2 separate regions of the Homo sapiens genome follow, and region 2 is linked to region 1. Evidence: chromatin contacts called from ENCODE Hi-C data. All regions are on one chromosome and are shown on one strand. Each heading gives the region's core, a stretch centred on a gene start or an enhancer-like site at or near the end of the contact. The rest is flanking DNA. Distances are from core to core; before and after follow the strand shown. Region 1 has its middle 61 kb from the start of PLCL2. Region 2 overlaps TBC1D5 (TBC1 domain family member 5).

Evidence for each region. A loop is a pair of places that touch in the nucleus more often than their neighbours do. Pooled maps may share reads with other maps.
Region 2: a loop to region 1 is called in a map with no recorded cell type, with 4 times the contacts of the local background. The contact joins two enhancer-like sites. A Hi-C loop is called at or near these places in 2 of 37 single-sample maps with no recorded cell type and 3 of 50 pooled maps.

Annotation. Positions count from the first base shown.
Region 1 is chr3:16,821,987-16,826,254 of GRCh38, forward strand. No RefSeq gene overlaps it. Among named protein-coding and RNA genes, the nearest start is that of PLCL2, 61 kb to the right of the region's middle. Within about 2 kb of position 2,250, at least 3 of the 41 ENCODE cell types and tissues checked have a DNase peak (open chromatin) inside an H3K27ac peak, as active enhancers do.
Region 2 is chr3:17,397,522-17,402,124 of GRCh38, forward strand. The region is part of intron 8 of TBC1D5 (TBC1 domain family member 5); the gene reads right to left. Among named protein-coding and RNA genes, the nearest start is that of TBC1D5, 340 kb to the right of the region's middle. Within about 2 kb of position 1,655, at least 3 of the 41 ENCODE cell types and tissues checked have a DNase peak (open chromatin) inside an H3K27ac peak, as active enhancers do.

The DNA of each region.
Region 1 (4,268 bases), core at 1,000-3,499:
TTACTAACTGTGTGACTTTTTGTAAATTATGAAGCTAGCTCATCTGTAAAATGTGGATAATGATTCTCATGGTTTTCACAGGAATTGGCTGAGATGATGGATGTACCTCAACACTTAGCACCTATTGAACACTCAATACAGTCTGGCTGTAGAAGTAGCACTAGGGGGAGAAGAAGACAGTTAGTGGATGCTAGACAAGGAAACAAGCACATAATAGATGGTTGTTCTTGAGATGTGCAGGACAGTGAGGTGGAACCATGCAGGACAGAAGTATGGGCTCCAAAAAGGAAGCAGGGATTTCTGAGGGGGTGATCATAGAAGGTTTTTTTGTATGAGATATCATGGAAACTGGGCCTTGAAGGGTGGGTATGGATGGGTCAGGCAGGAAAGGAGGGAGGAAGCAATCCACATATAGGAAGAGGCAGGCCTTGAAGCCCAAGCTAATGTGATCTCATCTTATTGGGTAAACAATGGGGAGCCATTGAAGGATTTTGAGTTGGAGAGTGACCTGGTCACTAAGATCAAAGAAGGAAGTGGGGAAGTAACTTCACAGAGCAATGGGGCCAATTGACATGTATTCAAGTAGAGGAGATACAAATCATAACAGTGGCATTTAGAGCACTTACTGTGCGCCTGGCGCTGTCCTAAGCCTTTGATTGCATTAACTTACTAAATCTTCATAGCAATTCCGCTGAATGGGTATTCTTATTATTCCCAAGTTACAGATGATACAGAGTAGTTAAGTGACTTGCTTAAAATCACACAATGAGAAAGTCTGGGTCCAGGATTCAAACCTAGATAGCCTGGCCCTGAGCCTGTGCTCTGCTCCATGAGATGCCTGCAGTTTTGTGGGCACCAGAGAAGGACAGAGCGAAATGGAATATACAGATGATGGGAGATGTTGCTTCTCCAAGGAGGACTGATGGGAAGAGTGATTTAAAATTCATCTTGGGATATAGGAGAACCCTGGTTCTCTGAAACATTGAAGAGGAACTATGAGTAGAAGAAGGCAGTGTAGGATGAGGGCAGCTGAGGGACCTCCTGGGAAGTAGCTTAGATGTTCTAACTTGAGGAAGAGTTGAGAGGGAGGTGGCAGAAGGGTGGTGCTTATTGGGGGTTTATTTAAAAAAGGGAGCTTTTGAAATAGAGTCCCTGACCATATAACCTAACAAAAGGTTTGTTGTGCCAGGCTAGGCACTTTCTGGGAGGGCAGTGCAGCCAGAACTGAACTGGCTGCCCAATTCCAAGCTCTGTCATTTTCTAGCTGTGTGACTTTAGGCATGTCACTTAACTTCTCTGTGTCTCAGTTTCCTCGTTTGGAAAATGAAGCTACTTACCTCATAGGGTTGTTAAGAGGATTGGACCTGCTAGTTAACGGAGAGCAGTTAGGCCTTAGGATAGTTATCCCTATGCAAGTGGTAGCTACAATTATGGTTGTTGTTATTTTTTTTTACAATGCCAGAAATATTTTTAATAGTTTTACTGAAGTATAAGTGGTATGCAAAGAATTACAGATATGTAATGTGCAGAATTTGATGAGTTTAGACATATGCAAAAACCCGTGATACCATCACTGTGATCAAAATAATAGTCACATCCATCACCTCCCAAAGTTCCCTTGTGTCCTTTTGTTTTTGGGGTGTGTGTGTGTGTGTGTGTGTGTGTTAAGAACATTTAACATGAGATCTTCCCTCTTATCAAAATTTGAAGTGTCTAATACAGTATTGTAAATTATAGGCGCTATGCTGTGCAATAGATCCCTAGAACTTAATCATCGAGCAGAACTAAAATTTTACACCCATCGAACAACAACTCTCCACTTTCCCAGTCCCCAACCCCTGGAAACCACTATTGTATTCTATGCTTCTGTGAGTTTATTATAGATAGCTCATACAAGTGGAATCATTGGCAGAAATCCTGACAGCTCAGGGCAGAAAGGGAATAGTTGTAGCTGGTGGCCCAGGCCTCTCAGGGCGAGCCCCACAGCCTGGTGGCTGGAGTACAAGAGCTTCCATGATGTTTCAGGTTGCAGGTGTGCAATGACTACCTTTGGTCAATGAACTTTCTTCTTTTTCTGGTGACAAATTCCAGAATCACCGAGGAAGCCTTTTGATTCTAATTCCTATTGTGAGAACAGATGTGTTCAGTAGCGTGCTTACTAAATAAGATACCAAGCCGAGGGGAAACATGGAGGCTTATGAAAAAATGCCAGGTACACTAACAAAGGAACTTGGGTAATCTGTGCTTCAAACCACAGATGCTACCACCCCCTCATCAAGGTTTCAGTTGGTTTAAAAGCCTTCTCCTCAATTTCCTGTTTCAGGGCAGACCTTCTATCTTATTTGCCTTTACCATCTGCCGTCTCCCCACCCTCACTCCAGGGGCATTAGAGATTCTGATCACTAACAAAACTGAAGATGTTGGGACAGGTGACTTACAAGGCTTACAGACAGCAAGGCTTCTGTGAGAGAGGGAAGTCAAAAGGATTCCATTTTAATTTGAGAGCATACTATGTTACATCTGTAGGATGTGACACACTCAATTGATAACTACTCACTATATCAGCAATATTTTGAACTCAATCTGCCAGCATCTCAGATGAGATTAATTTCAGAGGTACTGTCTTTTGATGCTAGGGAGCCACATTGGCGGCCCCAGTTCACCTATTGACTTGGGTCATTGGAAATGGCAAGAGTTGGGGAGATGGAGAAGATGTGCCTCTCCAGTCTCCACTAGATACTCCCATGTAACACACCTCCACAGGCTTATTCCACTAGTTAAAGGTTATTTGGATTTACAAATACCTATGTGCCTTATGGAATTTTCACCATTTGTCTTTCATTACCCAGCTGAATCAGAGCCTCTAGGGGCCACCTGAATTTCCTGAAGCCAGGGGCAGAGGTGAGAGAAGAGGGCAGGGAAGATGGGGAGGTTTCCAGAAGCATTTGACCTTCTTTGCAAATTTGCCCAGGATCTTTTGGCCTTCCATGCTGAATGCCACCGAAAGACGACCACATAGAAAATGTCATAAAGAAGTTACAAAATGTATGCTTACGTGCAGAAGAGAGCATCTGAATTTCTTTGAAATTCATTCACTCAGAGGGCCATCATTTATTTAATAAGCATTTATATTCAATGCTCTCAGCTTTGTCTGCACATTGGAATCACCTGCCAAGATTTTAAAAACTCTGATGTCCAGGACATACCTCAGACCTGTTAAACCAGAATCTCTAGAAGTGGGACCCAAGCATCCATATTTTTGGAAAGCTCCCCCCAGGAGATTCCAAGGTGCAGCTGACATACATGGTGCTGAGTGCTTTTTTGCGTGTATTAATCCATTTAATTATCACAACAATCTTATAAGAGAGATGCTGACATTGTTCCCATTTTACAGGTGATGAGACAGAGGCACAGCAAAGTCTCTGCAAGAACACATGGCTGATAAATTTCAGAGTGTGGATTTGAACCCAGGCCATCTTGCTCCAGAGTTAATACTCTTAGCCAACAGGTTCATTTCCTGTCACTACATGAAAAACGCAAGTTCCTGGCAAAGCCTCTTACTGTAAAGTAGCCATGGAGCCGGGGATGGAGGCCCTGTATCTGTTTTCTGGGAAGCCGAGAAAAAGATCTTACCAAGCAATGCCACATTTATAATTAGTGGTTTTAAAAAATTTCTACCAGAAAGTGCAAACTTTCCCATTCCTCCCACAGACCGAGGGTAAAATTTCCAACTTTTCCTTTCCCATATCCACCCAAAAAAAGGTCAAGAGCTGGGATCCAGCCTGAATTAAGTGGAGTGTGGGTGTAGTTTGTCAGCTGGGTCTTCTGTTTGTGGTTAAGGTCCAGCCCATCAGGTTGAAGGCTTACTGACACATGTGTGGGAATGGGAGGTTCGTCATATGCTTGTCTTAAATTAGTCTGCTGCTTCATTAGATGGACTAAAAAGCTGAGGAAAGAGGATGGGGCTGCAAGGGGAATGGTATCTGGTCCCAGTTCCTCCCCCAAACCAGCCCTGGAACGTTAGTGAGTAACTTCACTTCCCTCTGCGCTTGGCCACCTCTTCGGTAAAATTAAGAGAGTTGGATTCCATTCAAAGTCACATCTCAGTTCAGCCAAGAGACATGCTTTTCTTGGCCCCACAGTGCTTTCAAATTTTTTGAATTAATTGTGAACATTAAACAATTGGAATCATTTACATAAAAATCTAGATTTCCAGCTTCTTTTGAAAAATTGGAAGAGATGTTCTTGCCACATTGGGTCCCATAGGA
Region 2 (4,603 bases), core at 405-2,904, 570 kb after region 1:
CCACCATGTCTGGCTAATGGCTAATTTCTGTGTTTTCTGTGGAGACGGTTTTGCCATGTTGCCCAGGCTGGTCTCAAATTCCTGGGCTCAAGTGATCCTCCTGCCTTGGCCTCCCAGAGTGCTGGGATTGAAGGCATGAGCCAACACACCTGGCCCAAGAAAGCTGCATCTTTAAAAACTCACCATGGAGATACAAGTAAGAAAAAGAATAATTAAATTATGAATGAGCTACCTAAAATGTTAACTACAATAACTAGAAATACAAAAGATCAAATATTGAAGATGATAACAGCATATCAATAGGCAATCAGATAAACTTTTAAATATGGTCAAAGTTACAATTATAAAAGTCAGTTAAAGAAATTTAATCATTTAATTCAAGAGAGGGAAAACACATTTGAAGAAAAGATGAGACTATTTGGCAATAGCTTATAAATATGTTAATCTGCAAATGATGTTATAGATGCTGCATATATATTTTTAGAATAGACCTTGATAGACCAAATAACATACTTCTTTGGCATCTAATATGGAAATGATATTTTATCGTGAACTCACTATTTCCACCATTTTAAATAATACTGAATTTCTTTTAATGTTACAGCTTTTGAAACATGGCAACATTTGTTCAGAATAGACAATTCAAGTTCTAAATTAGAATGCTGTAAATGGAAATTCCTTGATTTACCTTTTGATTATCAGTTTTTTCAGTAATAAAAATGGGAATAGTAACAACCTCATTAGGTTAAGATAAAGAACAATTAATTGAAATGATTGCAAAACGCTTTGAGGCAAAAAAGGGTGACATAAAGGAATATTAAAATTGGCTGAAGAGGAAGATAATATTTAATACAGTGACGTATCCAGATCAAATAAATTAAATAATGATGGCAGAATCACAGCTCATGAAATCAAATTATCTTGTTTAAACTCATACTAGAAAGTTGATAATATTATTTTTTGAAGTGTGCTTATGTCTGTGAAAATTTAAAGATGTTTGAGATAATTACTAAAATTGAACAACACTGATCATCAGTGATAAGATTCACAATCAATGATCATTTATTAAGCATCAACTTGGTGATAACCAGTGAGACAAAAACAAGACTAGGTCCATGCCTTCAAAGGGTTTACTACTAGGTTTGAAAGGTAAGATCTGGGCTAACACAAGAGCTCTTGTACATACTGCTTCTCTTAATGACACCAATAATCCTGCATTGTAATTTTTTTTTCCTGTTTTCTCTGTAAGCTTCTTAAGGGTCCATATCACATTTATCTTGGCATCTCTAGTGCCTGGTACACTAAGGAGATCAATATAAATGTATTGAATACACTGACAGATGGACCTAAATAAATAAAAGACCAAACAAAATTAAATAATATTAAAAAGTTATTAAGAAAATTCTATAGAACACAGACTAGGCACAAATGATTTCCAATTGCCAAGACTGGAAAATGTTTCATAAACTTGGGTGATGAACTCAGGCCTTGAATGGTTAGCTGTTAGGAATCTAACAGGAAGCAGAGGGAAGCAGCATTCCAGCAGAGGAGAGCATGAAAGATTCCAAAACATTGAAAATGGAAAGCACAAAACCTGTTCATTGAATAATGCCAGAAGCACTTGTCTAAAAGGGAACTGGGTATGTATTAGAGAAACTGAGTAAGTCCATTCTTCTTCAGGGCACAGGGAGTCATAGAAAGTTCTGGATTAGGCAAATAGAGTGATTATAAATCTGCTTTGAGTAGAGTGATTAGGCTGTTAACACATGGAATGGACTGGAAGTGGAAAAACACTAGATCCCAAGAAAACAATTAAACAAGTAAGTGACTGTGGGCAGGAGGTAAAAAGGATCTGAAACAGAGCAGTAAAAACGGAACAGAAACTTATGAATGTGAGAAAACTACACATAATGATCCCCTAATTTGTATTTTGAAACATAAAATACATATCCCCAACCCATCTACCTACTCCTGTCTTTATTACTACATTTTTAGTCTAATAAATCGCTAACATTACCTAACTTGAAATACTCCAATAGACTCCTAGTTGCTTTTCCAGCTTCCATTCTTACATCCACCTTTGCCCCACTGCACAGCAGCCATAATTATCTTTGTAGGTATCATGCCACTGCTCAATGTCCTCCAAAAGCTTCCTATTGCAATCAGAATAAATCTTTACTTTTTACTGTGGTCTACAAGACTGTCCTGGCCTTTGCTCTCCTCTCAGATTTCCTTCTCTAAAGCACTTGCTCTAGCCGAACTGACTTCTTTTTGCTCCTCTAAACACTGAGCTCATTTTCATTGAGAAACTAACCTTGCCCTAGCTACTCCCTCTGTCTACATGTTCTTGCCCTAGTTCTTCAGATGTCTGGCCTTTAAATTTTTTCACATCTCAGCTCAAATGTCATCTTCTCAAAGATGTCTTCTCCAATCACTATTCCTAAAGTAGCCATCCCACTGGCTACTCTCCTTCTAGCTATCTAGTTACTCTGCCTTATTTCTTCAGAAAAATGATCACCCTCTGTAATTATTCTCTTTATCTATACATGCTTACTGTCTCACCACTCTCCCCGACACCACACTAAAATATACAACCTGTGATGGCAGCATCCTATCTGTGTTATTCACCACTCCACTCTGTCCCCCACAGTGCAAAGGGCAATTATGGAACATAGCGATGCTCCATAAATATACATTTTTTCAAAAATTCTTATCACAAAGCTAGAAAACAAGTAACACTTTATAACCTTATCTGGGCTGTACTTCTTTTATATTATTAGGAAATTCCTCATAGACTGAAATGAAAATCATATATTTTAGATCATATAGTACCTTATAAAGATGTAAACTAAATTTATACAAGCTATTCAGCTTTTACAATTAAATAATTTGGTGGACTTAAAATAAGACTAACCGCCTTACCTCACAAGCTAAGTATTTGCCAGAAAATTTATATAGAAATGACAAGGAGACTTAATCTAAATGTGGAGAGAGCCATGGGAGAGTCTTCAAGAGAATAAGATATGGAACCCTCCTGTGATGGTTAATATTGAGTGTCAACTTGATTGGACTGAGGGATGCAAAGTATTGTTCCTGGGTGTGTCTGTGAGGGTGTTGCCAAAGGAGATTAAAATTTGAGTCAGTGGACTCAGAGAGGCAGCCCCATCCTCACTCTGGATGGGCACCATCTAATCAGCTGCCAGTGTGGCTAGAATAAAGCAGGCAGAAGAAGGTGGAAAGAGCAGGCTTGCTGAATCTTCCAGCCTTCATCTTTCTCCCACGGTGGATGCTTCCTGCCCTCGAACATCAGACTCCAAGTTCTTCAGGTTTTGGACTCTTGGACTTACACCAGCAGTTTGCCAGGGGCTCTTGGGGCCTTCAGCCATAGACTGAAGGCTGCACTGTCGGCTTCCCTACTTTTAAGGTGTTGGGACTCGGACTGGCTTCCTTGCTTGTCAGCTTGCAGATGGCCTATTGTGGGACTTCACCATGATCATGTGAGTCAATACTCCTTAATAAACTCCCCTTTATATATACATCTTTCCTAACAGTTCTGTCCCTCTAGAGAACGCTAATACATTTCCCTACTATTCTATCAACTATAGGGCCTCCTAGCTACCTTCTTTGGGTCACTGGTTTGCCATTTTAATTAAAATCAACTAGTAGAGATACATTTTAAGAAAAACACTGTATGTGTGTGTACATACACACACACACATGTATGTGTATAATATACATATATATGTATGTGTATAATACACATATATATGTATGTGTATAATACACATATATATGTATGTGTATAATATACATATATGTATAATATACATATATATGTATGTGTATAATATACATATGTATATGTATATGTATATGTATATATGTATCTGTGTATATATCTTGCATTTTTGTAAGAAAAAAACAGAAAATATAGAAGTTTTCAAGAACTAACACTTTCTTACATAACAAAGCAGAAATGTTCGAACTACGTAACTAAAATGATGAAAAAATTCCCAGTATCACTGCCTGTTTGGTGTGGCTATCAGAGGTTTATTTTCCCCCTTTCTTGTTTGCTATTTCTTTAAGTCAATCTGGCCCCCATGGCCTCTGACTCTGTGACTCGGCACCAGCGCTGTGGCCCCTTCATTTACATTTGATAACTGTAGAGAGATTAATTATAATCCTGCTCATTAGACAGATCAATCTGAAGTTGGCAAGTTTTTAAATATAACTACCTAGCATTTTTAAAAAGGGATGCCTTTACAGTTTAGTTAACAATATATACTGCACATTTTGTTTTTAAAAGGCCTGTTTACTACCACTGATTAACTATATACTTACTGAGGCAACTCCTTCTTTTGTTTTATTCAAATATTTACTGAGTACCAGGACTCCTGTGTGCTAATACAATGGTGCTCTACTTTCTGCACCTATATACTAGGGAGACCAAGCACTATCACCCATACCTCTGAGAGTAGCTTCCCTAACTGGGTTACTCCTGAGTTAACTGGATAACTCAAGCTAACCAAAATCATCCCAAACTTCCCACCCCATACCCTATTACCACTGCCAATTACCTGTGGTTTCATTTACTCTAAACCTG